Linked DNA regions of Mus musculus: all the other regions are linked to region 1. Evidence: chromatin loops called from intact Hi-C (ENCODE). Cell type or tissue: heart. All regions are shown on one strand. Each heading gives the region's core, and the rest is flanking DNA. Links, peaks and the distances in the headings are about the cores only. Region 1 has its middle 6.4 kb from the start of Pou2f3. Region 2 overlaps Grik4 (glutamate receptor, ionotropic, kainate 4). Region 3 overlaps Pou2f3 (POU domain, class 2, transcription factor 3).

Region 1 (10,576 bases), core at 1,064-9,063:
AAAAGGAAGAAAGAGAAAGAAAGAAAGAAAGAAAGAAAGAAAGAAAGAAAGAAAGGAAGGAAGGAAGGAAGGAAGGAAGGAAGGAAGGAAGGAAGGAAGGAAGGAAGGAAGGAAGGAAGGAGCTGGAGAGATGGCTCAGCAATTAAGAGCACTGACTGCTCTTCCAAAGGTCCTGAGTTCAAATCCCAGCAAGCACATGGTGGCTCACAACCATCTGTAATGAGATCTGACTCCCTCTTCTGGAGTGTCTGAAGACAGCTACAGTGTACTTACATATAATAAATAAATAAATCTTTTTTTTAAAGTATACTTTTCTCCTGAGATTTCCATTCATAATACCCCAAGCTTACTGTGCTTCCGCTCTGGACTTAGCATGGTGCTGAAAAACTTTAAGGGTGTCTTTAATATTATTATTATTGTTATTGTTATTATTATTACTGAAGTGCTGTAAGTTCAGAATCAAGATGCTTATGCATGTTAAGCAACTCCAAAGCTGTATTCCCAGTCGGTTCCAATTTTGAGACAGGGTCCCCTTATAGAGTCTAAGACATTCTCCAAAATGTAATGCACATTAAATAAACCCTGTAGGGGCTGAAGAGATGGCTCAGTGGTTAAGAGCACTGACTGCTCTTCTAGAGGTCCTGAGTTCAATACCCAGCAACCACATGGTGGCTCACAACCATCTGTGATGGGATCTGACAACCTCTTCTGGTGTGCCTGAAGAGAGCGTACTCACATAATAAACAAACAAACAAACAAACAAACAAATAAATATTTAGGCAGGCGGTGGTGGCACATGCCTTTAATCCCAGCACTTGGGAGGCAGAGGCAGGTGGATTTCTGAGTTCGAGGCCAGCCTGGTCTACAAAGTGAGTTCCAGGACAGCCAGGGTTATACAGAGAAACCCTGTCTCAAAAAACAAATGAACAGGGGCTGGTGAGATGGCTCAGTGGCTAAGAGTGCCAACTGCTCTTCCAAAGGTCCCGAGTTCAAATCCCAGCAACCACATGGTGGCTCACAACCATCCGTAATGAAATCTAATGCCCTCTTGGAGTATCTGAGGACAGCTACAGTGTACTTACATATAATAAATAAATAAATCTTTAAAAAAAAACAAATGAACAAACAACTCAGTACACAAACAACCAAACAACCCCTGTAATAGTAGCATGGTGTCTATTTCACAGATGGGAACACTGGGGCTTAGGGAGTTTAACTTGCCACACAACACAGCCCATAAACACCAAGAACAGAATCTCCTCTGTGTTCACAGCACTACTCTCTTTGCTCTAGTGAACCATTTAAATGCCCTCTTTTTTTGAAGCTGGAACTGATCTGGTGCTGGGGAAATGGAGAGGCCCACCTATATCCTCTCTATTTTCCCCTTAGTACTGGGGATTGAACTCCGAGCGAGCATCCTGCATGCACGGTGCAGGACATGATTGGAACTCTGCAGCCTATGTGGAGGGTTATGTGGGCTCTTCTTAGCTCACTCCCCCACCCGGACCCCCTTTTCTTTCACTGACTTGATGTTTCCTTCTGTTGCCCTCAGGTCCTGGAACGATAGTGGGCACAGCAGACCTCAGAAAGTTTAAGTGCCAAGTGGAGGAGCAGGGACAGCCTAAGTGAGTCTTTAGGGCTGGGCAAACTGCCTGGCCCAGTCATACCCACTTGCCCCTCCTGGCAAGAAGGAAGGGACTTTCTTTTCCTTTCTTCTGGAGATCAGGTAAGGGCTTTGGGAGGTACATGTGGCTCTGGGAGTCCCACTTTTGGGATATTCTCAGCCTGTCCCTTCATTCCACATATCCTATTTTCCTTGCTGGGCTCTTTCCCTGGGCTCAGTGTCTGATCTACAGCTGGGCTCACAGGCCACCCTCCCAGAAAAATGCCTGCACCAATTCTGCAGAACCCATCTGTGATTTCCGTATCTCTATTTGCATACATTTGCATGGCCTTGTGCACTCAGAGTCTGGTCCTCTGAGCACTTTAGGGCCTGGTGCAGTTTTCTCCACATGGAATCTCCCTGTTTTCTCTCTGAGCCTCAGTATTCTAGAAGCCAGAGAAGTTTATATATTTATGTCCAAGAGCTAACTACCTAGGACTCTGGGGTTGGGGTGTGTGTAGGCAAGGGTGTAGACTTTTCAGGGAGGAAAGCACTGAGAGAGACAGAATCTTGGGAGTTCACAGTTGGAAGCAAAGCTTAAGGGTTCCAAAGACTGGGGCTGGGGTGGGATGGGATCTGGAGGAGGGGAGAGGTTGGCAAATATTGTCTTAGCTATTGTTCATCTCTTCATTCATCCATTAGGAGTACGTGCTCCACTAGTATGGAGAATGGTGCTCCATACTAACAATACAACATCTTTGGGTTTGGGTGTACCTGGATGGGGACGGGGGTGGGGTGGGGCAGTGTGGGGGAGCACAGAGCAACCTCAAGGGTCATTCATCAAGTACTAGCCCCCTTCTATCTAGAGACAGGGCCTATTTTTGCCCTGGAACACACCCAGTAGGATAGGCTGGCCCCAATGCAGGTGCAGGCCACCCCACCCAAGGGACGGAATTCGGGTCCTCTTGCTTGCAAAGTAAGCATTTCTCCACCAAGTGATCTCTCTAAGCCCCATAGGGCATCTTTGGGTTGTTTGTTTGTTTTTGTTTTGTTTTGTTTTTTGCTTTACTTTAACACTCATTTATTTAGTTGAAAAGTAAAGTCACAGGCTGGAGAGATGGCTCAGTGGTTAAGAGCACTGACTGCTCTTCCGAAGGTATATGATGGTTCATGTACAGTGTACTCATATACACAAAAATAAATAAATAAATCTTTTTAAAAAAAAGAAAGAAAAGTAAAGTCATTAGCCCCCACTTATAGATGGGGAAACCAAGGGAGATTAAGACAGTCAGGAGATGATGAAGTTAGGGTTTAAATCCAGTCTGGCACTGGCATCTCTCTCTCTCTCTCTCTCTCTCTCTCTCTCTCTCTCTCTCTCTGTGTGTGTGTGTGTGTGAGAGAGAGAGAGAGAGAGAGAGAGAGAGAGAGAGAGTGAGAGTGAGTGTATGTGTGTGTGTGAGTGAGAGAGAGAGAGAGAGACAGAGAGAGAGACAGAGAGAGAGAGGGATGAGTGAAGAGAAAAGATGCTGTCTGGAGCCAGAAGAGCTAGCTTGGTGAACACAGTTCCTTAGGTTTAATCCTCCTGCCTCAGTTAGCAAGAGAGAAACCAGACAAAAGAGTGAGATAGGAGGCAGCCTGGAGGTTTAAAGGGGGCAGAGAAAAAAAAAAGGGAGAAAGAAGGAAGGGCAGATTTCAATGCCTTCGGACATCAAAAGAGTTACATGCAAATAAATGTAAATAAAATGCAAATTGCCTCACCTCCCTCGCTCTACTCTCTTTGTAGAGCTGGAGGATTCATTCAGAGAGTAGCCCAAGTTGAATGACTCGGTTGTGAAGCCTTGATCACTCTGACCCCTCCCTGGGTCCTTGTGGTGTGACCTCTGACCCCTCCTCCCCTGCAGCTCTCCGAGCAGCCGAAGCTTCCCCCGAGCTCCATTTGTACTCGATCAGCTTCTCTTGCTTCAAGGCCGAAGTCTGGAGTCTAGCTTCGTCCAATGCCTGCGCTGGAAGTGTTCTGAGACTCCTGCGAGGGGGTGGGCTGGGGGTGGCCGTCTCCAGCCTGGTTTTCTCCCCAGAGGGAAAAGTGGCCTTCTTGGCAGCTGGCCTGCAGAGCACTCCCGCTTCCTGTCTTGTCAGCTGGATTGAGTTGTCAGGGCTGGGAGAAGGGTGGAGAGCAAAGCGTCCTGGAAGGCCACCAAGCAACAAGTCCCTTCTAGCTCTTTCCCTCTGCCAGATGGGCTGCAGGGCCCCGTGCATGGTGCTGTGGAATGGGGGATGGGGGCGGGGAGGGTGTCCTCTCTCTCTGTCTTAAGTTCATAAAAGCCATTGAGTCCAAGTTCAGCTCCCCCACCTCAAAGAGAAACAGAAGGAAGGAAGGAAGGTAGAGGCGAAGGAGGACTCCCGAGTCTGTTTTGAATAACACCTCTGACTAAATCGGATGGCATCACTGCCAAGAGGCATATTGCAGAAGACAGAGCAGGACAGCGCCAGGGTGACAGAGCCAGAGGTGTCTTGGGAACCAGGATAAAAGCAGCTGCATCTGGGGAGTGGAAAGGAAAGGACACGGGACACACAGTGCTGTGCTCTGTGCTGATGTCCCCAATGCTGACTGTCCTATGCCACTCTCTGAGCCTGCTCCCCAACTTCCTGCTGCATCCAGCCCTCACCGTCATCACTGAAACTCATAGCTCATTTTGTCTTCGATGGCTTAGAATAGTCGATTTAAAAAAAGTCCTTAATTTAAAAATAGCAACGCAAGATTTTTTGTTTTCTTCCCAAATCAGCTTTTTGACCTTGTGCCCTGCTCCAGGTCAGCCAGTCCTTTCTTGGCTCTTGAAGACCAAGACCACTTATACTCTCAGGGCAAGCCTAGGCTTAGCGTGCCCTCTTGTGGAAGTTTTGAGTGTAACCTTTGCCTATAAAATCCCAGAACCCTTCTGTGGACAGGGCAACCACAGGTCAGGACCTGAGTTCCAGACAAACCGAGATATTGATGCAGTGTGGTCTTCAAGTCTTTGATTCCCATTAAGTACTGGACCTCTCTGTGGATCTCAGGTTTATCAAAACAGTGAAGAAGCTCTGGGCTTTGGGAGGTGTCTCTTCCCACTGCCTTCAAAGGTGCTGCAATTACCCTGAACTCAGTGGAATTAGAGGCCATAGCCATATCAAGTAGCCACCACAGCTACCTGCTGGCTTAGGAACTAGAGATGTCACAGGTATCGTCCTTCTCCTCTGCAAGCTCTCAGTGTCTGAAAGCTTATAGATCATGAACAGATGAGTCCTTCTTCTTATGGTGGAGATCCTAACAGGGAAGTTGTAGGTTTGTCATGAGGCTCCAGTGGGGAGGGGGTGTACCCTGCTGGAATCTGGTGGTAGACCTCGAGAAGAACTGGCTGAGGAATAGACAGCCATGAAAGGTAGGGAGCCATGAGCCACACACAGTGGGGCAGGAGACAAAGTTTCGAGGGAGCAGGGTGACAGCAGCAGCCCTGCTGGGGGACAGTCAATCAGCCTCGCCTGGACAGAGGAGATACTTAGATGGCTTCTCTGATGGCCCAGATGACTACAGCTCAGACCAATGGGAGCATTTCTGGGGCGGAGAGAGTTCTGGTAAAAAGTCTGGTAAGTAACTCCAGAACTTGAGAATTGCTTTGGAGTTGAAGCTAAGCTGGTGCGATGGTTTGTATATGCTTGGCCCAGGAAATAGCACTATTAGGAGGTGTGGCTTTAGAGTAGGTGTGTCACCGTGGGAGTGGGCTTTAAGACCCAATTCCTAGCTGCCTAGAAGTCAACCTTCTCATAGAGGCTGGCCGATGAAGATGTAGACCTCCCACGCCTGCCTGGATGCTGCCATGCTCCCGCCTTGACAATACTGGACTGAACTTCTGAACCTGTAAGCCAACCCCAATTAAATGTCCTTATAGGAACTGCCTTGGTCGGGGTGTCTGTTCACAGCAGTAAAACCCTAACTAAGACACCTGGGCTATCTACTGAGTTGTGGCTCAACCTTGGCTACAGGGCAAGACCCTGTCTAAAAAATAAGTCTGGAAGCAGAGGCAGGTGGTCCTTTGTGAGGAAAGAGAAGTGGAGGTAAAGAGAGGGAGAGACCTGCCCACACGGGAAGGCTTCCGAGGAAGCTTCTAGAGTTTATTCTCAGTAGCACAAAGACCCCAGGATCAATTGAGTTGGATGTTCCCCTCCACCCTCCTTGTTCTTTGAAGGCCCCAGAAGGCTGGTTCCTGGGTGCATAGCACCTGCCCACTTTATCCTCAGGCTTCAGCCAATGTAAGTGTCCATGGCCAATGAGGGCAGGACACATATAGAGTCAGGGCCTGTAGCCCCAGCTCCTCGCTGCTGCAATGTCACACATCTGATGTTAGCTTTTACTCTACCCAGACCCTAGGGCTTAAACAGCCTTTGCCCATACTGCTTCTTCAGCCTGGCCCACCAGTGACCTGTTTGCCCCTGGTCAGGGTTCCCTTAGACCTGCTGTAAATAAACCACAGTGTCACAAAAGGCAAGCCCAGTTAATTCTGTTGACAATCCCACCTGGGGACCTTGGAGGATGGCCACAGCCACCACCACGGGAGGAAGACAGAGTGGGTGGAGACACAGGGTCACATGGCAGGAACCCCATGGAGACCTGTACCAGACCTCATGAGCTTCCAGCTGACAAGACTGTGTAGTGGGTCACGAGCCACCGAGCCACACCAGAACCTAGGCTCAGCAGCAAGACTGACCATTGTTTTCCAGGAGTGTCATGGTATCTTTCATTGTCTGGCTCTGGCTTCTGCTGCATATCACATATCAGGCCTTAAAAGGCAGGGAGAGAAAGACAGACATTCCGTTCCTGCTGCCTTCCCTCTCTTCTTATAGGAAACAGAAGCCCCCAGTTCCACTCTCTCTCTCTCCTCTCTCTCTCTCTCTCTTTCTCTCTCATTTTTTTGAGACAGGGTTTCTCTGTGTTCTCTGTGTAGCCCTGGCTGTCCTGGAAGAATTCTCTTTGTAGACCAGGCTGGCCTCAAACTCAGAAATCCGCCTGCCTCTTCTCTCTCTCTCTCTTAAAGATTTTTTGAGACAATGTTTCTCTGTGTTGCCTTGACTATCCTGGAACTTCCTCTGTAGACCTGGCTGTCCTCAAACTGTCTTTACCGTCAAAGTTCTGGGATTAATGGCTTGCACCACCACCGTGGCCCAGCCCCACACCTACCTTTCCTGCACTGGGAAAAATATACTTTTTATTTTTTCCTCCCCATCCTCTGGATCCCAACCCCTCCCCAATTCCTTGGAAGCCTCCCCGTGTGGGCAGGTCTCCCCTTCTCTTTATCTTCACTTCCCTTTCCTACCCATTAGCCTTTTAGCCCTGAAACTATTCAACTCTTTCCCTCCTAAAAGAAAAACTGAAAACTGCAAAGATGCATTGGTTTTTGCCACCCAGCCCTACATCTCCTACTGCTTCAGCAAGCTCGCACATTTATTTTTTGTCTTTTGATTGATTGATTGATTTTGTTTTTGTTTATTTTGTTTTCGTTAGTTAGTTAGTTTGCTTATGACAGGATCTCTCAATGTATTCCTGACTGTCTTGGGACTCTCTGTGTAGACCACGCTGGCCTTGAACTCACAAAGGACCATCTACTTCTGCTTCCTGAATGGTAGAATTAAAGGTGTACACCACCACGCCAAACTTGTATTTTAGACAGTAGCCAAGGCTGAACCACAACTCAGTAGGTAGCCCAGGTTAGCTTCAAATGCAAAGCAACCCCCCTGCCTTAGACTCTCGAGTGCTGGGATTATGGGACAGACTTCTTATGAGCTCTCTCCCTACTCCAAAGTTGCCACCCCAGGAACGCTCAGGTTAGGCTGGGCTGCAGTCAGCTGGACCATCAGTGAAGCCAGCCAGGCACCTCCTCTGTCTAGGTAAGGCTGACTGACTGTACTCCAGCAGTGGCTTTATGGTAACACCAAGAGATAGCAGGCATGGTGGGGTTTGGGTGCATTCTGGAGCCCAGCTCTTTGGTCAGACATCAGACTAGGATGTTATACAAAATACATTTATGGTCTTTAAGGCAATTGTGCTTAAGATGGGAGCAGGCCTCATCCAATCCAGTGAAGGCCCACGAGAGACTGTTAAAGAAGGATGGTGACCTAGATAGAGAGAGCTTCTGCCTGAGAGTAGGGTCCTCTGGCTGCCTGGCACATCGTAGCCTATCTTCTGCAGCGTCGTCACCCCTCCAGGACTTACAGATTTGCTAATTCCTTAGGGGTCTCTCTTCTTCTGAGTATATTTATCTTAGGGCTTCTGCCTCTCTGCAGAGCCCTGGCAATGTGGGGAAATGGGTGAGAGGGTACGTGGGAGCATCCACCGCAATCCCCTTGCCTAAGGCCCAAACACTTCCTTACCACTTGGTCCTTATGATCTCCAGTCTGGCTTGTAAGAGGGACTGAGAGCAATCCAGCTGCCCAGCTGGAGCCAAGCAGCTAGGATCTGATGGGCCATGAGTGGGGAGGGTGGGGTGGGAGTGGGAAAGAAGGGGTTGGATGTGAGGTACATTTTAGGGGTGTCCAAAAGAGGGAAGAAGAGGGCTTGTGAGTTGTGATAGATGGATATTGGGGGAGTATCTCCATGAGGCGACCTCAAATTTGTGATTTTTCCTCAGCCTCCCAAGGGTTGGTATTACAGGTGAAAGCCACCGTGCCAGGCTCTGCTTTGGTTCCTCTTGTCCCTTCCTTTCTCCTTTCTGAGACAGGACCAGACTGGAACTCACAATGCAGCCTCTGATCACAGCTAAGATCACAGCTGCACCTTTGGTTTGTTTTGAGACAAGTTGTCACTCTCACTCTGTAGTCCGGGCTATCCTGGAAGTCACTTTGTAGCCCAGGATGACCCAGGATGCCTCAGCCTTCCAAATGCTGAGATTATGGCACGTACCACCATCCTTGGCACTTAGTAAAGCTTTAGTTATTGAGACAAAAGTTAGTCTTGAACATCTTATCTTCCTGCCTCTAGTTTTACAAGTAGATTAGAGGTGTGTAATTACTGCTGGGATTACAGGTGTGTGACCCCATGGTGCCTCAGCTGTGTTCCCACTAGTCACTGGCCTTGGGCAGGTGTCTTAGGGTTCAATTGCTGTGAAGAGACACCATGAACATGGCAACTCTTATAAAGAAAAACATCTTTAATTGGGGCTGGCTTACAGTTTCAGAGATCCCCATAGTCTATCACAGTCTCAACAATGTTTAAAAGCCCAAAGTTCAAAAGTCTTTTCTGAGATCCATGCAATCGCTTAATCATGTAACCGAAAAGCAAAAGCAAAAAGCAGATCACAGAGTTCCAACATCACAGGGTATACATTAGCATTTCAAAGCATCATGCCAAGGAAATACTGGACCAAAGCTAGACAGTTGTTTGCTGCTTTCCTGGCAGGTTACCATGGCTCTCACATCTCTAACATCTTGAGAGGGGAGGATCCAAGGTAACTTCAACTTTACAGCATCTTGTTCCAATGTCTGGGACCCACACATGATCTTCTGGGCTCCTCCAAAGGGCTTGGGACATTTTCCCAGTTCTTTCTTCTGTGGCACTCTAGGCTCTGGCTGACTCCACTCTACTGCTGCTGTTCTTGGTGGTCCTCCCATGGTACTGGCATCTCCAATACACTGGGGTCTTCCACTGCAACTAGACTTCACCAATAGCTTCTCATAGTCTTCCTTCTTGGTGCCAGCCTCAAGTTCTTTGCATGACCCATTCAGCCCTTCGCCATCAACTGTTGAGGCTGCACCTTCAACAATGGCCTTTCCTGGCCTTTCACAGTGCCAAGCTTCAGCTGTTCTCCATGACTCCTTCATGCCTTCAAAACCAGTACCACCTGGGTGATTCTTACAGATTAGCAAATCTGGCTTCCAGCATGACGGCTATCTCTGGAACACAGCTTTTTTGTGCTCCCAGAAAACACTTCTCAGAAGATTTCACCTCAGAGATGCTGGTCTCTTCTTAATCACTGCTAATTTCTTAGCTCCAGTTAACCATCATCAGTTGTTTCAGTAATCCCTTTTAGTCTTGTCTCTAAAGCCTGAGCTACATAGCTAAAGTTACCGAGTTCTGCTGCTTGCTGGGGCTGGAACATGGCCCCCCTGTTCTATTGCACCATCACCAGCTTTCTGTTTTCCAACTCCTTCATTGCTTAAGATTGGCTGTCCAGGAACTTGCTCTGTAGACTCACCTTGAACTTAGATCTACAAGCCTGTGACTCTTGAGTCCTAGGATTAAAGGTGTGTACCATCATGCCTGCACCTGAGCCTTTCTTTACCTTTTCCCAAGATCTTTATGAGTATGGCCACTACGCTTCAAGACCTGGATCCCAGGTGTACTCTTCATCTCATTCCAGATTAAAAGTTCAAATGAAAACAATAACCAGGTAATAATAACATGATATTACTATTCCTTGCTCAACTGCAAATGCATAAACAATAAGCTTAACTCAGTGGGATCTTGCCCCAAGGTCACCACTCCCTTAATTCCATTTAATATCCTTGAATACAGGATTTAACTCCAATGCACTTCCTGGTGCCCTTCTAATACTTGAACCATACATTTTGCATTTTTTCCTTTCTAAGATTGCTTCACTTGATCAAAATGCTCTTCATGAGAGTGAACCACAGACTCTTTCCTTTTGAGGCCATTGCTGGATCGAAGCCACCAAAATGAAATTCAATCCCTTTATGACTTCTGACCGAAGCAAGACCAGCAAACGGCATTTCAATGCACCTTCCCACATTTGGAGGAAGATCATGTCCTCCCCTCTTTCCAAAGAACTGAGAGAGAAGTATAATGTTCCGTCTATGCCCATTCAAAAGGATGATGAAGTTCAGGTTGTTCGAGGACACTACAAAGGCCAGCAGATTGGCAAAGTGGTCCAAGTGTACAGGAAGAAATATGTCATCTATATTGAACAAGTCAGTGAGAGAAAGCTAATG
Region 2 (8,000 bases), core at 1-8,000, 420 kb before region 1:
TGGCTGTGTAAAGCAAGGAAATCAAGGTGTGGAGTAGGAGCTGGGGGAGGGTGCAGAAGAAGTGAGGGAAGGAGGAGAAGGGGTGTGGCCAGGCCATGTACACCGAGCAGGCTAAAGGCAGCTACAGAAACTCTAGGAAGTTCCCAGGCTGGGAGCAGCGGGATCCGAGTCTCAGGGAGAAAACTCAGGTTCCACGTTTTCTTAGTCTGTTTTCTGTTGCTAATAGTAATGCCATGGTCCAGGTCATTTATTTTATTTTGTTTTTTATTAACTTTTAAGTTAGCGTAAAAAGTAATGAGTTCCATTACAGAATTTTCATACATGTGCCTCATTATACTTTATTGTTATTCATTTCTCTCCCCCACAGCGCTCCCCTTCCCCCAATCCTCTATGTTAACTCTTTTCTTTCCTTCCCCTCAAATAGTCCAGATTTCATGTTATATATATTCTATTTCTCTCTTTTCCTCCCTTCCTCTGCTTAAAATTTTCCCTCTCTCATGGTCCCCATTATTCTTTATGATACACACACACATATACACACACACACACACACACACATACACACACACATGCATACACACATATTCATACATACATACATACACACACACATGTACACACATATACATATATAAATACAAACACACTTAAGTCTAAACTCCACATATGAGGAAAAAGGTGATCTATCCATCTGGGTGATTTGTAAAGACAAGACTTATCTGTGCACTGTTCTGGTCTAAGGTTGAGGTGTCCCACCTGGTGACAGCCTTCTTACTGTCAATATCCTAAGGTGGAACAAAGGCCTCTTCTGGTGCAGCCCAGAGAGCCAGTGTGTCTCACTCTTCTGATAAAGTCACAAGATTTAGTCATGGGAACACCACTCTTAAAATTCTATCCACCTCTCTAGGCTCTGCCTCTGAACACTACAGGCGTCTAATGCCTTAAACTCCAGCATGAGTTTCAAAGGGGACAAACCATGTTCAAGTCATATCACACTTGTAGAATAGATTCAAGATGAGAGAGACAGAAACCAAGCAGAGGTCAGGACATGCAAACTCCTGCTAGTCCAGTGTGTGCAGGGCTGGGGGTAGGATGCATATGTGTTTGTGTGCATGTGCGTAGTATAGATGTATGTGTAGTGGGGGTATATGTTTTTCTGTGTGGTATGTGTGTATGTGGGGCGCAGGAAAGTGAGGGGTGGTTTATGTATATTTGTGGTGTGTGTTTTAGTATGTGGTGTGTGTCATGTATGTGGCGTGTGTATGTGTGTGTGGTGTAGTGTGTGTGTTTGTGCTTGTGTGTTGTATATCATGTGTGCATGTGGTGTATGTGCATATACGCATGTTGCAGCAAGTTCATTTCCTCAACCCATTTCTTTTCCGTGGAAAGCCCTGTGCCCCACCCCCACCCCCCCTGAGCTTGCTGGGATGCTTGCTGTCCTCCTGCCTCAGTGTGACGGAGTCTCCCTTCACCCTAGCACTGCTGCTCTTCATTATGTGACCAACTTGAGAGCTCCACTATCAGCAGGGGAGGGCTGGAAGAGGATGGCCATCCTCTTAATCTCAGCGTTCCCAGAACCTGATCCAAACTGGCCATTCAGGATCGAGTCAGTGACAGAAGTGTGTGGCCTGGCAATGACGTACACAGATGGCTCCCTTTCATACCCATGTATATAAACGCACTCCTTTTTGGCACACACAGGGGCCTGTCCCTCTCATGTCACATGCCTGCTCTGAGCCCTATCACCCTGTTTCCAACATAAATCATCCTTGACTGGCCTCTCTCAATCCCATTAAAACGTGATGAATTATTTTCGACTCGCATGCAGGACTCCATATTGGGTTATCTGGGCTGAAACACAATCTGTTTGCTGATATCAAAATGCTGCTGCTCACCCGGGGGATTAACACTCTGACAAAATCATTAGAAGCCTGATGGAGTATCAAGGCCTCCTGAGTTTTCGAGGCATTCATTCCTCAGCCTAATGAATGCCTTCTTCCCAGCTCCTGTTCCACTCCCATCCATTTCCCTGCCTCTTTCCTGGTTGGGCAGAGACTGGGGAAAGCCTTAAGCAGTTTGCCTCTAGTTGGCTGGGCCACCTACCAAGACCCCCGGCTAAGAACTGCCCTTGTAATCCTGTTCCTCTCATGTGTTAGCAAGAAACGCCTGACATCCAGATAGGATGGGAGAGCTTGTGCTGGATCAATACTTGCACTGAGAATAAATGAAAAACTGGATAAAATACAGCATCCAATGTTTCAAGGTATCAGAGACTTGATGGAGCAGAAAGGATCAGGGAAGACCCAACTGCAGAAGGGAAGATGTTCTAAAATGTTCTAGACTGGCCTTTCATCTGGGCTCAGACACTACTAGGCACACAATGAGCTGAGAACACAGTCTGTGTGTGCTGGATTGGTATAGGAGGACAAAGAAGCCACGAGGGTTCTGCTTAGTCTTTGAACAGGACAGAGTTAGAACTGTGGACTTGGAAGGTCCCCTGATTACCGTCCACTGACTTCTCCAGGTCAGTTAGAGAGCTGTGAAACTAAATACTGTAGGAAGTGAAAATAAATAATTACAGATGGAAAGTCTATACAAAAAAAAAAGAATACATTAAACAACATTTTAAAAATAGAAAGCAAAGAATGTGAGTTATTTGGTTTATTTAAGCAGTCTTATATGAAAAAATAACTAGAATTCAAGGCCTTCAATAGAAGGCTCTCTGGGCTCTCAATTAGCACTGGCTACAAAGAGGAGAACCCAAACTCACGCTTTATCAAGACAAAACCTAGCTTGGACTGGGTTCAGTTTTTAATTGGATTAAGTTTTTTTTTTTCTATGTAGCTGGCAAAGAGTTATGCCTCGCCAGAGAAAGACTGTAGCATCTACAGTCTGTACAATACTCAGCATTCAGGCTTTTCAAAAATACCAGGCACATTCAAAGCTAGAACCAGATGACCAACTCAAGGAGGGAGTAGGGAACAACAGAAGCAGACCCACAAGTGATCCAGAGAGCAGAGGTGATAGAAGAAAGAAAAATTTAATGTGGTCATTCTGTTCAAAAAAAAAAAAACTCCAAGAAAATATGCAAACTGGATGAAGTTTCACCAACCAGTTGAAAATAATCTGCTAAAAATTTTAAAGTAAATTTAAAAACACCATTCTTTTTAGTGTGTGTATATGAGGAAGAGTATGTGTGTCCACACCTATATGTGTTTAGATTTGTGTATGTGTGTGTGTGTGTGTGTGTGTGTGTGTATGTGTGTATGTGTAACACACACAGGCATGCACATGCGTGCCTATGCACATGGAGACTGGGGAACAACGTCAGGTGTCGTCCATAAAAATGATTGTACTCCTTTTGAGATTGACTCTCTCATAGGCCTGGACTTCAGCCATTAGCCCAGCGGGGTTGAGCAGTGAGTCCCAGGGATCTTGTCTCTGCTTCCCAGCACAAAGATCACAAGTGTTTACCATCATGCCTGTTAAAATTTTTACATAGCCTCTGGAGATAAAATTTGGATTCTTGTGCTTTGGAGGGCAAACACTTTAGCAACTGAGCTATCGTCCCAGTCCAGACAAAATCCTAAAGAATGAGAGACTCGTTAAAGACGCATGGCAAAGTGGAAATGTCTGGAAACCAGGAGCAAAAGGGCATGGAGTGACCCCTTTGGAGCCTGAAGAAAGCATCTCATTCTCCCAAACCTTGATGTCTCCATTTCTCAAACAGAACAATGAGACACACGGTTTAGTTTTGCAGTGCAGATAAAACTAATAACACACATAAAGGCTTTTTACAAATTACTAATCATTACACAAATGTAAGGTATCATTACTGTAATAGCCTGGCAACAATTCAAAACACAGCACGTCTGATCCCCCGCCAGAAGGACGTTATGCCGATAGACAGGTGAGTCGAGCGTCCTTGATGAATCGTTATAGAGGGTTTCAAGCTTAGGAAGCTAAGAGAGGCAATGATAACAAAACAGTCAGTTCTGTGATTTAGGGATGGATGAGTCGCTTTATGTGCAATCCCTAGACAACAGAAAACCCCAAACTAGATGTTCCCAGAGATCGGCAGACTCTTGGATCACCTGCTTCCATTTCCCAGGTGGCGCATGCTCACGAAATACAAATTTCCACAAATGTGTGCCTGATAAGGAGATATCATGGGCAAGGTAACTCGGAAGCAGCAATATCGAGATGCCTTCCAAAGCTGACAGCAGGAACGCTGGGGCTGTTGAATTCTCCACGTCACCGCTTCCATCTATTAGCACACATTATGGAGAGCAACAGGCAAGCTCGTGCAAATAAAGACAGCAGTGATGATCCTCTCAGCTGAGGTGGCCTAGCCTGCAGCGGGAACATGGCTATTACAAGGTCATGAGCCCAGCCGGAACAAAGTTCTCAGTCTTGTAGGAAAGATGTTATAAATGCTCAAATAATGATACAAGTGATCTAAGACACACAGTTAAAGCGATGCAGGAAGTTGTACAAGAACTGAGTTCATCGGAGCCTTCCTGGCTTAGGTAGCGATAGCGTCTGCTCTGGAACGAGCAGAATCACAGATTCCATGCGAAGGGAAGAACATGAGCGAAGACATAGACCTAAAATGGCAAGTTGGGAGCCAAAAATGAGTTGGTTCTGATATTGGTAGCATGAAAATAGACTCTTTTGAAGATATTAACATGCATTTGCTCTTCCAGCGCTTCGCATAGACTATCCCCCATGGTCTCCAGATAGTCTTCATATGCAATGCAACTCAAGACAAAGGTAAAATGAGCGTCAGGAGTGAGCTAATATAGCCAAGGTCCTTCCACTGAAATGAACTCGGATCCTGCCCTCCACTGAGAATTATCAGAAAGATGAGGAAGGAGCAGAGGAAGAGAAAAAAGGAGAAGAGAGGAACCAGGTTCTCCTTGGTATGTATCCTTGATTCATTGTGACTGTGTTTCGGGCTCCTTCCCATAGTCCCCGACAGATGGCAGCAGATCTAAATGTCATCGTCCTGCGAAGTCCGAGCCAGCTCCATTCCACCTGATGCCATTCCCCCTTAATGGAACTCTATTCCTCTGCGATAAACCACTGCATCAGTAGAGATAAGCTTCCTCTGACCGCTCAGGTGCAGATGAGAGCCATCCTCCCTCTAAGGCCTTGTCCCTTACCCTGTCAGCACCATTCATTGAGTCCTTAGGTCTATTTTCTCTTATTATAATTATTAGATTTGTCTTCACGATCATTCAGCTTTTCATGTGCATTAGAAATGTCTCCTCGAGCTTTTGGAGATCAGCGATCAAATGTTATACTTTTCTAATTTTTTTTCTTAACCTTGAGTGGCAGAGAATTAGACATAGAGGTATTGAGTATGAATGAGCAAGAAACCCAATCCGCCATCGTGAAATCAAATGTATGCTGCGTTTGCTTGGCTTTGATTTCTTCCCCAGAGAGAAACAAAGGAGGCTTGCCAGAAAGTGCTAATGGACTGGAAAAGTTCTGTGTTAATTTACAAGACCAACGGTGTTCACATCTTATCCTTTGAGGATCTTCCAACCCTTCACAAGAGATAACTTCCTACCTTCACAGAGGAACACTCGAGAGCTAATGTCTGCTTTATCTAGAACATAGTGAGAATCCATTTCTTCAGAACGTTCCTAGTCTCTCATGGCTATCTGATCATAGTTAATCAATCCACCCCCTACCCCCAGACACAAAAGTCACAGCCTCTGCTTTTTTCCTTCTAATCAAGATGTCTTGTCTGGGCTGTGCAGTGGAACACACCTTTACTCCCAGCATTTGGGAGGCAGAGGCCAGTGGATCTCTAAGTTCGAGGCCAGCCTGGTCTACAAAGGACAGCCAGGACTGTTACACAAAGAAACCCTGTCTTGAAAAACAAAACAAAACAAAACAAGTCATCTTGTCTGGGTTGGCCCTGAAGTTCATTATGTATTCATTAGACTATGCCTGTTTTGAGTAATGGCCCTGGAACCCTTCATTATTTTCATTTTGAGCAGTCATCTAGGCTGCCTGGTACTTAGTCTTCCGCTGTATTTTCCACACATCTTCCCACTTAGAGACTGCCTAGCCCCGTGGTTCTGAATGCCATTTGTACACCAAGCAGCTCCCTTGTTCCTCTCTCTATTTGAGACGGCTTCTCTGTGATCTAATATCTTATGCCCATTTGACTCCCTGGTGTCTCCACTTGGATATCTTTTAAACAACTCAAATCTAATGTCTACAAATGGAATTCATCTCTCTCTCTGCCTTAACCCCAAGCTTGCTCCTCAGGTCCCTCTTTGGATCTCAATAAGCAATATCCATTGTCCATGGCTACCTAGCTGGCCATCCTTAAATTCTTCTTCATCCTTCATAACTGGTCAACTTAACCCCAACCAGATCTCACCTCTTCATCATCTCTCCCCTAAGCCAATATTACCCCTAGCATGGGCTAGTAAAAGGTACTATGGGGGTAAGGGTGGGCAAGATGGCTCAGTGGGTAAAGATATTTGCTGTGGGGCACGTGTAAAGGTGAAAGGAGAAAAGTGACTCTATCGTGAAATCTCTCCATATCGCACAAATACACAGGTGACGGTAACTAATCTAAAAAACGAAAGTCCATGCCTATCACTAACATCATATTTGAGCTTTAGTTCATTTGTTTATTCAGCAATCTAGGAAATGTCTACTCTGCATCAGTCAATGTTCACAAATGAGCACAGCGGGTTCGAGCACCAAAGCAGAACTGCTACGGAAAGGAATGCACGAGGCTGATAAAGAGGAAGGCTGTGAACAATGAGGAGCAGTGGACGTTGTCAGGGGACACCTCACAGGGAGCCTGACATGAAAGATGCTGCTAGAGAATTAGCAAGAACCCACCAGGCAGACACTTGGGACACGCCCTCCTGGGTGTGAAGACGGAGAGATGAAAGTGTGGCGTGTTTAGGGAGCTGGAAGCAGACAGAGGAGGAGGCAGGGACTAGAGTACAGAGTACTCTATACATCCCTGCTGGGGGTGTGGACCTTGGTTTTATCAGGAAAGAGACTACCTACTCTTTACTCTGTGTCCAGTATGAGAATCAAACCAGGCATGCACAACGCAAGGAATATGTTTATTTATAGCAGTGGTTCTCAACTTGTCGGTCGAAACCCCAAAGACTATCAGAAAACACAGAGATTTATATTATGATTTATAACAATAGTAAAACTACAGCCATGGAGCAGCAACAAAAATAATGTCATGGTTGGAAGTCACCACAACATGAGAAAATGTATTAAAGGGTCACAGCATGGCAAAGTTGAAAACCACTGACCTACAGGGAATGACAGTTTACCTGAGGATTAGAAAATACAAGCTGGCCAGGTTTAGTCACTTATTTGCTTGGTTGGTTGGTTTTTCATTTGAGACAGGGTTTCTCTGTGTAGGCCTGGTTGGCCTAGAATTCACTAGGTAGACCAGGCTGGTTTTGAACTCACAGAGTCTGAAGGTGTGGCATTAAAAGCATGCACCATCACACCTGGCTTTGGCCAGAATTTTTTTTTTTTTTAAGGAGGTTGCAAATCGTGGCCCAAAGTCGACAGACAGTATACCATACATAAGGCACTAACTGAGAAAGGCTCTTGGCACACTGAGAAACTCACATTAACTGGGGAGGGCAGAGCTTGGGAGACAGGAAGAAAGCATTGTAGCAGCAAATGGACAAGGTCAAGGCCAGATGGGGCCACAAGCTAAACACACAAGTGTGCCTGCTCTCCAGGGATTCCCCTGTGGGATCTGTCACCTCCACGCTCCCCAGGAGAAACTTAAGCCTCCATCTCTGGTTGCCACCATCTTGTGTCTCAAGAACAACAAGGACAACCTTCACCACTCCTCAGTCCTCCACGCAGCCCATGGCTACCAAGGTGACACCATTTCTCCCCAGCCGGGGCTCTGAGACACCATGATTTGCATTTCAGTTCAGACTTCTTTCTGATGGTTTCAGCCAAAGCTTGGGAACGACTCCCTT
Region 3 (10,576 bases), core at 1,359-9,358, 67 kb before region 1:
GAATAGAAGGCAAACTGTCTTGGCCACAGATGAGCCACAACTGCCAAAGGGCCCCCTCAGTTATAAAAATGACATTTTCATCTCTGTTTGCCAGTCTCCTAAGTCTCATTTCTTGGTTCGTGCCAGGCTGAAGAGGAGAAATGATCCTATCTCTTACCTTGCTCAAGCCCGTCATGCACAAGCCCCCTAGACTGTCCCCTGTGGAGTCTCCTGGGCCCCGTTCTGTGCTTACTTCGCATTTCCCTGCTGCCCACCTGCATCATTCAACCACTTCTCCAGCAGTGGCTTGAGTTTGCACATGTTCTTGAAGCTCAGGTTGAGGGCCTCAAATCGCGAGATGGTAGTCTGGCTGAAGTCATTGCCATACAGCTTTCCCATCGCCAGTCCCACATCTCCCTGGGAGAGGAGTCGAGAGGGAGGGAGGTGAGGGACAGATGTCCTTTTCTTGCCCACTTCCTCCACCATCCTAAAGCTACCACACAGTCAGAGCCCTGAGCATCTGCGCACAGCCTTGTATCTTCCCAGATCTTTTTCCTCTAGGACACAAAACCAGCTTATTTCTCTCCTTGCTCTAGGCTGGACCATGCCATTTCCTGGTCCTTATTCCTCGATCTCCCCGAGCAATGCCCTCACTTTCCTTCCCACTAGCAACTCGTGCTCTATTCACAGGGAACAGGATGCTCCTGAAACCCGCCCTTGGGAAGACACAGCCTCTATCACACAACCCAGTTCTTCCAACTCCGGATCCCAGAGCAAACCTGTGTGAAGCCTAGCTTAATGCGTCTCTGCTTGAAGGTCTTGGCGAACTTCTCCAGCTCCTCCAGGTCAGTGGGCTCATCATTCCCTCCGGGGCCAGGCAGATGCTTGGGCCCTGGCAGGTGTTGAGGAGCGTCCAGGTGGGGCTCTAAAGAGGATCCTGATAGCCCAGGGCGCCCAACTGCCTGATAAGGAACACACGCTATGGTAAGCTACAAAGATTCAACAGGACACACTGACGTGTCCGCAGTTGTTACTGAAAGATTCACTTAGAAGGTGACAGGGCCTTGGGTTCACTGAGCCCTGTTGTTGCAAATGGGTGGGGATAGAGACTAGCATTTCTATGATCTGGAACAAACACTGGGTACACAGAAAGAAGCAAGACAAGGAGGTGGGTCACTTTGGCTTTTGGTCTGTGACTCACTGACCCAGAGAAGGTGACTTCCTCTAGTCAGCTTTCCACCATAAAAGGAACTGGCAGGGTTGTTTACTGTGAGATCTGAGATCTCAGCTTGGGACAAATCTCAGCATGGGACAAGGGAAAGGTCATTTGCTTGGCCTGTTCTTTTCCATAGAACAGAGTGATGGAGCACACAGAACAGTCACAGACTGAAGACAATAGGGGACATCTGGAAATCCAAGACATGAGTTATAAGTGTCACTTTACCATTCTCTTTACTGAGAATACCATCGTTGATTTTATGTATCTTTTTTTGTTTTGTTTTGTTTCAAGACAGGGTTTCTCTGTATAGCCCTGGCTGTCCAGGAACTCACTTTGTAGACCAGGCTGGCCTCGAACTCAGAAATCCGCCTGCCTCTGCCTCCCAAGTGCTGGGACTCTTACTTGTTTATGTGTATGGGTGTTTTCGCCTGCAGGTGTGTGAGTGCACCAAGGTGTGTTCTTGGAGATCAGAAAAGGGAGTCTGACCCCTTAGAACTGGAGTTAGAGGTGTTTGTGAGCCACCCATTAATCCTGCAAGTCACCAGGAAAACCAACCACACTATTTTGGGCCCAATTCAAAGCAAGCATTTATTGAATATTAAATACTGACCAAGAGATGGACTTGGATGGCTCCCTGGAATTTCCCAGCTAGAATTGCCCCAAGCATGTTCAGCAGCTTATGGAAACAAACCTTTAGGCCACCTGTACTTTCTTTCCCATGAGGCTTTGTTATTTCTCAAGAACTACAGTTCCCAGCACCCCAGGAAGTTACCCGGCTCCTGGGCAGGTGAGGCTTACAGGTTAACTTTGGGCGTCACACACCATTTGGATTCTGGAAACTGAACCTAGGTCCTCTTCAAGAACAGCAAGTGCTCTTAACACCTGAGCCATCTCTCCAGCCCCTTGAGCTATTAATTATTCTACAAAGAAGAAGTGCAGTCCAGATCTTGGGGGCCAGGTACTGGGGTCCAGCACAGAGACTGCTCACTGCCTTTGCGGACAGTGGGTGCAAATCCCCTTGTCTCTTCTGTTTTGCTTAGAGAAAGTTAAATCCCTCTTCTGCTCTGGCATCCTCGTGAAGAAGAGGATAAGGAGTCAGACTCAAGTTAAGAAGAGCTTGCCCCTTGGTTTTTAGAAGAGGACTCTCCTAGCTCAGAATGGCTAGAAACGTCACAGATGAGCCCTGCTTTGCAGGAAATGAGGGTCAGGGGTGGGGGATGGAGGGAGGCAGCCCAAACAGGTCCTCGGAGCAAAGTTTTAGGAGCCCCTGAACATTCCTTGTCATTAATTAGCCTGCTATTTCACTTGACAAACTCATTGAACAGCACAGTTGCCTCCTCTTCCAACAACTGCCTAATTATATCAGTTTGACGTCCCAGAGTTCCTCCATATATCCCTCCTTGCTCTTGCTTCTGTGACTGTTGGTCAGCCCCGACGAGGACCTTTCTACTTATATAGGCATAGACAAGGTCTCTTTGTGTTCCTCAAGCTGGTCTTCAACAAGCAGTTCTCATGCCTTAGCCTCTCTGGGAGCCAGGACTACAGACAAACCATAGCACCCTGAGAAGAAGGATCCTAATCACCTTCTAAACGGCTCCTCTGACAGTCTCTTTATGTTCTAATACTAGATGCCAGTGCTGGCCCTGAGTATGCTCTAGAACCTCATAGTCATAGATTGGGGTCATAGAACGATGCCATGCTTGGGGAACAGCCAGAAGGAAGAAAAGTGCAATCTCCAGCTTAGCTGCCCCCATTTCTATGAACCACTAGGTGGCGCTCCCCCTCTAGCTATCTTCTATGGACGTTAGGCCTGGAAAAACAGCCAGGGTTCTTCAGTGAGCCTTGGGGATTTTAGCCCAGAGAAAGAATATTAAAAGTCTATGTGGTCATTTCTGGCCATCCCTTGTAGAAACAAGTCATGCATCTATCTGTGCAGGCAACTTGACAGGGGATCCCTGGCAAGAAACAGACTTTTATTTCCCAATTGATAATAGGTGTTCTGTGTATGATCCACATCAGGTCTGCATAGAGCCCTCCTGCTAGATCTCAGCCTGCTTGCCCCCCCAACATTCCATCCTCCCCCCCCCCCCCCCATTGCAGGATGTGGTCAGCTGAAGTGGTCCTAAGGTGAGATACTGGCTTTGACACCCTGCCCTCCTTGGGACTTGAGAGATTCTGGGTGGACCTGGGGAATATCAGCATCCCTGAGTAACTGGCTAAATCCTGAGAGAGCCAGGGATTGAAGCTGCTGGCAGGCAGCTGGCTGCCTTGGGAGCTTCATTCTAGTGACAGGGAAAACTACCTCCTTAGGGATAGTTTGAGGTTTTCCCAGGTACCAACAGGGAGAACCCCCAGAATGGGTGTCCTACTAAGGACGGGAAGACCGAGGAGTTGAAGTTTGCCCAGGGCTGAGACAATCTGAGAAGAATCAGGAGAGGTGGAGGGTAGCAGTTACCTGGGAGGCAAGGCCAGGCCCTGTCTGTGGGAGGAGTAGAGTGCTTTGTTGCTGTGGAAAGGAGAGAAGATTCGGCTGCAGACCTGAGTGACAGGGGAGGGACAAAGGGACAAAGGAACAAACAAACAAACAAAACAAAATCCAGGCCATTTGAAAGACGAGCTGAACATTGAAACCATGCTAACTGCCCCCTCCTCCTGCTAATCTAATCAGGTCCCATAACCCACCCTAAGCCTGCTTGAAAAGCCCTGTGGGCACTGCTAGCAATTGCCACATACTGGTGGAGGCCAACCAGATTCAGGGATAAACAGCTGTAAACAGCAGTCCCCAAACCTGTCCTGCCTGCCTGCCTGCCTGCCTGCCTGCCTGCCTGCCTGCCTGCCTGCCGATAGCCTAGCCACAAAGGCATAGGAGGGTCAACTCACTCTCCCTGAGATCTGATTAGCAGGGTGAGAAACCCTGAGGGAAGAGGACACAGGAATGACTACAGAGCCCCAGGGGAAGCCGGGTGTTTCAATCTGCCTGCAAGGGAAAACAGCCGGGATGTTTAGGCCAACCAGATCTGTAAGGACAGAGCAAGCAGATGGTACCATATTGCTGGGAAAGGTACTAGGTCATTGGTCAGAGGCTCCTGGAGACCAAGTCATTAAACTCATGGGAGGCAGGAGAGAGCAAGAGGAAGGCCAGATGCTGGGGCCTTCAAACCCCCTTGGGCAGTGCGGACTCATCTACAGGCTGCCTTGCCTATGGTCTTCTCTCTCCTTTTGTCTTCAGGAAAAGTGCCAAGAGAAGGCCCTGCCTGTCTGATGACTGTGGTGTGTAGCATCTGTCTTCTGGTGGCCAGAGTCAGCACTTTTCACTCATAGCAGGAGGGAAAACCCCCCGCCACCCCCCGCCCCCAGATTACCAAAGCTGACAATAGGGGCAGATCTCAGACACTCAGCATAGACAAGATCCTTGGGATATCTGCCCTGCCCAGGCAGTTCTGGGTAACTAATGTACCACAGGTGCTAAAGTTGGCCCTTCCGCTCTTTAGTCTCCAAAGGTCAAAAAGGTAAGAGAGGTCTTGGGGGAGCCCTGGGCTGGGAACAAAAGGCTTGAGTAGTAATTTAGCTCACACTACATTCTGCAATGTGCAGGGGCTTGTCACACGAACGGGACCAGGCGGCCATCAATGGCCTTGCAGTGTGCAGCTTTACATTTTTATTTTCATAGGAGGAAATGTAAACTTGCAGAACTTATGTAAATTTTCTACAGAAGTGCATCTAGTAATTTAGAAAAAAAAAAGTTTCTCTGACTGCACATTTTAACCTGTTTTGCTGTCCCTTCTATTACATTATGAGCCTATGCCCATGGGTTCTGGGCCTGGGTCGTGCTCACACCACACACACACACACACACACACACACACACACACAGTACAGGCTTCCAGAAACAAGCTGAACTAATGCTTATCTTTTCTTTCCTACCCAGCAGCATACATTCTAGTGCTATTCCCAGAGACCCCGCTAGCTAAGGACAGGGCCTGTGTCTCGGGCAGGTGCTCAGAGTGGGGTGTAAGCTACCTGGATTTCCAAATACTCCTCTTGAGTATAAGCTATCCAGAGCTCGTACTTCCAAGAGCATCTTCAGCCCCATTTGGCATAAGTGGGTGGAAAGGCAAGCAAAGCAGAGCAGTGTGATAATCTCAGATCACGGGGCTCAGAGCATTCTGGAACTTTCTAGTAGGTCACCAGCACGCAGTAAGGCTATCTATAGCACAAGTGTGCTCTGAGAGACAAGTCAGGAAAACAACTCAACAGACTCGCGGGCATGTTAAGCAATGATACCTGGTGTTAGTAATACTCTGATCTGTTTGCTCAGGGTTTTCTGCCAAAGACAACCTGAACCTATTTCTATAGCCTGTGGGAGGCACTACTGTTCCATCCGGACAGAATCAAAGCCAAGCCAATGGGAGGGAAAAGGCTCAAAGCAAGCAGACTTCCAAAGAATCCGACTCATCCATCGGACTCATTTCCCAGGGAGCTTCGACTTCCTCGTGTCACCTCCACCCATGTCCCCACCATTCCAAACCTTTAGACTCAGTTTCTATGAAAATGTAGTTCCAGCAAGAGCCTGGGCAGGAAGGAGAAACAGGAACACTGGATGGTCTGGAGGGGCCCCACAGGGACCCCTCCCTATGTCTCAGGCACAGAAGCTGGTCTTTTTCAGATAGAATTTCTATACATAGCCCAGGCTGACTTTGAACTTGCTCCTCCTGCCTCCGCCTACGAGTGTGCTAGGTTTAAAGATGGCACTGTGCCAGGTTTTGGGTAATGCCAGGAATCAAACCCAGGGCTTTCCACAGGCTAGGCAAGCTTTCTATCAGCTGAGAGCTATTCCCAGCCCCTAGCTAGTTTTCATACCAGAGGAGTGAGTAGTATCTGTGACACCCTTGTGCCCAGTAAGAAACAACAGCCTTTTCTAGACTCTGGTAACGACTGTACAAAGCCCAGGGTGCTTACCTTGCTGCCCAGGTGGGGTCTGGGAAAGCAGGAACTGGGATACAGACTGCAAGTGGCCAGGGACCAGCACGAGCTGCTGGAGTGGATGGAGAGAAGCCATGTCCTACATGTGGAGAAATGCACAGATGTTATACCGTCTACAACTGGAGGGCCTGAAGCCTGCTGGGCTACGACTCATATAGTCCCTGGGGCTGCAAACTCTGGAGGTTGTGGGCAGTATCCTTGCTTCATGTTGCTGGGTGTTTTCGACCATCCATTTCCTTAAACTATCCTGTCACTTGAGTATGCTAAAAGCCACTCTTCAGTTATTTCCTGTGCCTGAATCTTTCTAGAAGGTATTAGGAAATGGGGCAAACTATCAGTTATTAAAAAAAAAAATTATTTATTTATTTCATGTATGTGAGTACGCTATCGCTGTCTTCAGATGCACCAGAAGAAGAAGAGGACATCAGATCCCCATTACGGATGGTTGTGAGCCATCATTCGGTTGCTGGGATTTGAACTCAGGACCTCTGGAAGAGCAGTCAGTGCTCTTAGCCATCTCTCCAGCCCGTTATCGGTTATTTTTGTTGTTTGTTTGAGACAAGCTCTCACTCCATAGCCATGAGAGTTGCAGGCCCTGGATTTGTAGTAAATCCCTTCTGCTTCAGCTTCAGGAAACTGGGATTACAGGCACACTCCTCCGTGCCTGCCTCTGTGGTTTAGTTTTGAGACACAGTTTCTTATTATGTAACCTAGAGTTTGCTCTGTAGAGCAGGCAGGCCTCCAGTTCACAGAGATCCACTTGCCTCTGCCTCCTGAGTTCTAGGGTCAAAGGCGTGTACCACCAAGCTCTGTCCCAGGCTTACATTTTAATAAAATCCATCCCTCTGAACCTCTCTCACCTGCTCAAAACATAGAAACGACAATCCCAGCATCTGGAGGCTCCAGACCCCACAGACCGGGGCCCTGTGCACATACAGTTGCACATTCATGGAATGTGGAAGGTGAAGGGGTAACTACATATGTTGCTTTCAAGTATGGTTGGGAAAATAGATCTTTCTCTCCCAGGTGACCCACAAGCTCTCCTTGGAGGCTTTCATCCTAATGGCCCAGGTGATCACTTCTCTCCCAACACCAGCCTCCATTTCAGTTTAGTTTTATCATATAATCTTTAATGGGCACAGAGAAGGCCACTGTCTGTCCCCGAAGGCCCATAGCATAGCTATTGGAAGCTTTGGTTTTTTTCAAGACTGGCTTTTTTTCAAGGCCAGCCTGGTCTACAGAGTGAGTTTTAGAACAGCCAGGGCTATACAGAGAAACCCTGTCTTGAAAAACCAAAAAAAAAAAAAAAAAAAAAAAAAAAGACTGGCTTTTGTTTCTGCAAAAGCAGTGATACGTCCTTTGTCTCTCACCAGACTTCATTTCTACAAGGATTGCTTTTGGAACCCCACATACATAACTCTGGGCCTCCTTTGTTTGCAATGGGGGCTCTTTGGATGGATTCACAACGTGTGCCAAGAAGAGAAGCCCAGCATTTTGTAGAAGGGCTGGACTGAGCTCACCAGCCCAGTAAACACACCAGGGGTCAATGGACCAGGCTGGCACCTACCCCAGACATTTGGTTTCCAGGCATCATGGTAGGTCCTTGGCTCAGGTGGCATGGCCTGTGGGAGAGGGTCTGCTGTAGAGAGTCACCCAGATCCTCCGTCTTAATCTGCAAGTAGAGGGATAGGGAGAGGGTGAGCTCTGGGCTCCCGAGGCAGACAGAAGCAGAACCGTGAAGAACAAGGTGGGAGATGAGTGGCAAGTCTGGAGAGAAAGTGGAGCCAAGAATTCCCCGGGCTGAAGGGATGGATGGGACCAGTCTGCGAGGCAGAGCCGTCTACCAGCACCAACACCCTTCTTGGGCTGTGCTAGCATGCACTTGGAATTCACTTGGAATTTAGAGAAAACCAGGATAGCATAGTGACTTTTAAAAATAAAGAAAACTGCCAGGCAGTGGTGGCGCACGCCTTTAATCCCAGCACTTGGGAGGCAGAGGCAGGAGGATTTCTGAGTTCAAGGCCAGCCTGGTCTACAAAGTGAGTTCCAGGACAGCCAGGGCTACACAGAGAAACCCTGTCTCAAAAAACCAAAAAAAAGAAAAAAGAAAGAAAGGAAGGAAGGAAGGAAGGAAGGAAGGAAGGAAGGAAGGAAGAAAGAAAGAAAGAGAGAAGAAAGGAAGGAAGGAAGGAAGAAAGAAAGAAAAAAGGAAAGAAGGAAGGAAGAAAGAAAGAAAGAAAGAAAGAAAGAAAGAAAGAAAGAAAGAAAGAAGGAAAGAAAATAAGAGAGAAAAAATAAAGAAAACTTAGGTTTGCTCATACTTTTGCTATGATGACCTTTAGCAAGTAAAGCACTTGCCACCAAGCCTGATGACCTGACCTCCATATATGTACTACAACACATGTCTACATACACACACACACACACACACACACACACACACACACACACACACACGAATGAATGAATGAATGAATGAATGGATGGATGAACGAGTAATAAATAAGTATAATTTTAAATTCTGTAATGAGAAAGCTGAGCCAGGAACTCCAGTATATTCCTGTGATGTCCGTGCTTGGGAGGCTGAGACCAGAGGACTGCTATAAGTTCAAGGCCAGCCTGGGATGCATGGTGAGTTTCAGGGCTAGTGAAAATTCTTGCCTTAGGAAGATATCACAAAAGACTGTCCTCTCCTTATAAAGCCACAATGACAAAATCTGAATCCACCAAAGTATGCGCTGGGAAAACAGTGGGTTCAATGACAGGCTTCCTTATGGAGCAGGCACAGGGGCACGGGCACATACAGGAGCATGGGGGACCTCAGAGCAGCCATCCTAGAGAGTCTTCTTCCAGCATCGATGATGGCTTTCCCATGGCTGCAGAGAACACCCACTCCATATCTGTGGTACACACACACACACACACACACACACACACACACACACACACAGATCAGAATTACATATGACTGGCAGGAAGGAACAGAGAGAATGCTATGAACCTCAGATAAGCCTCTAACAGCCCTCCTCATCCTCCCAGGTGGGGATTTCATCAGTCAACAGGCCTGATCTGGAGGCGGCGGGGTGGGGGGTGGGGGGGGGATCTCTTACAAACAGTCTCAGCTGCTCTGATGGCAATAATGGCTGTTGTGATTGAAGGATAGCTCGGAGGATAACATGACCCTGTCACAAACAAACAAAAGCAAAACAAACAAAAACCCAAACCACTGAAAATAGTCTTCAGTGGCTAGTCTGATCAGTGTGACCATGCACTCTGATCACAGTAATTGGGAAGGTGAGGGAGGGGGATCATGTCTGAACTCAGCCTGGGCTGCACACAAAACCAACCAACCAACCAACCAACCAGACGAAAGAACGCTTACTAGGATAAATGTTTGTAGATCCTTTGCTTTTCTACTGCACTGGGCTATCAGAATTTCCTTTCTGAGGTGACTGTGTATCTAAATAGTATCTTTAAAACTCTCTAAATGTATGGATTGCCATCAATGAAGCTTGCAAGCCTGGAAACTGCCTGTCAGGGGACTCTGTCCATTCATCTCTTTTGTCTACCTTCTTAGCGCTAAGCTACATCTGCTGAAGCCCTCTGGGTCAGCATGATTTTGGTGACAGGGTGGCAGTCTCTCTACAAGCAGAGGAATGCCTTCCTTACAAGAGCCTGAGAGACCCTTGGTGGTTTCCAGTTCTTCCATCTCTACCACCCTTCCACGAAGCACACAGGAATCCTTCCTGTTGGGTATTTGCCTGACCCAAGCAAAGAGTTGAGAGTATGAGCTAGACAAGGTGGTGCACGCTACTGCTAGAGGACCAGGCAGGAAGGAAGGTCTCCAGTATAAGGACTGCCTGGGCCACATTGGGGAAACCTACCCCCCAAAAACAAACCACAAAGCTAGATAAACAAACAAACAAACTGAGATTAACATCTGAACCTGTGCTGAGTCCCTGTGGAAAATGAACGTTGATCACCAGGGAAAGGATTCTCATTGACTGACAGGAAGGAGCTAAATAGTGGGAACCTGAAGAACATTAATTGATTAAAAGACAACAATGGGGTTGGAGGGATAAGTCATTGATTAGCAGCATTTGCTGTTATTCCTGATAACCAGGACCCACTTCAGGTGGCTCATAACAGCCTGCAACTCCAGCTACAGGGGACCCAATGCCTTCCTCTGACCTACAAGATCTGATGAGGCAGTAAGGAAAACACAGGACAGTGAGCAAGGCGGACCCTGTTTCTCATCCTAACTCAGTCTCTAACTTTCCATGTGATCTTGATGGATAGGCCACCTGTTAGGTGTTCTTATGTGGTTCTTATCCCTCTGGCAGAAAAAGCCAACTCTAGTCACACGCACAGATGGTAGATGTGGTAGACCAGTGA

The links. A loop is a pair of places that touch in the nucleus more often than their neighbours do. Peaks named below come from ENCODE experiments on the same cell type or tissue, not always from the same donor. Only the 100,000 strongest peaks of a DNase experiment are listed, where the experiment ranks them.
Region 2: a loop joins it to region 1, with 6 times the contacts of the local background. A loop is called at or near these places in 3 of 42 quality-filtered maps.
Region 3: it touches region 1 in a loop (9-fold over the local background); 33 of 42 quality-filtered maps call a loop at or near these places.

The regions. Positions count from the first base shown.
Region 1 is chr9:43,206,819-43,217,394 of GRCm38, forward strand. It overlaps the pseudogene Rpl26-ps6. Among named protein-coding and RNA genes, the nearest start is that of Pou2f3, 6.4 kb to the left of the region's middle. In heart, for the core only: a CTCF peak has its summit at 4,491 (motif pointing left); DNase peaks (open chromatin) are centred at 3,733, 4,163 and 4,393; H3K4me3 peaks cover 409 bases; H3K27ac peaks cover 1,238 bases; H3K27me3 peaks cover 1,439 bases.
Region 2 is chr9:42,783,683-42,791,682 of GRCm38, forward strand. All of the region lies in intron 3 of Grik4 (glutamate receptor, ionotropic, kainate 4), which reads right to left. Among named protein-coding and RNA genes, the nearest start is that of Gm36590, 110 kb to the left of the region's middle. In heart, for the core only: a CTCF peak has its summit at 4,967; no DNase peak of the experiment used is centred there; H3K27me3 peaks cover 3,003 bases.
Region 3 is chr9:43,139,062-43,149,637 of GRCm38, forward strand. Pou2f3 (POU domain, class 2, transcription factor 3) reads right to left here. Exons shown (of 13, transcript NM_011139.2): 4 at 7,749-7,853; 5 at 6,158-6,260; 6 at 3,654-3,736; 7 at 759-941; 8 at 255-396. Among named protein-coding and RNA genes, the nearest start is that of Tlcd5, 28 kb to the left of the region's middle. In heart, for the core only: a CTCF peak has its summit at 5,560; a DNase peak (open chromatin) is centred at 2,980; H3K27ac peaks cover 277 bases; H3K27me3 peaks cover 1,425 bases.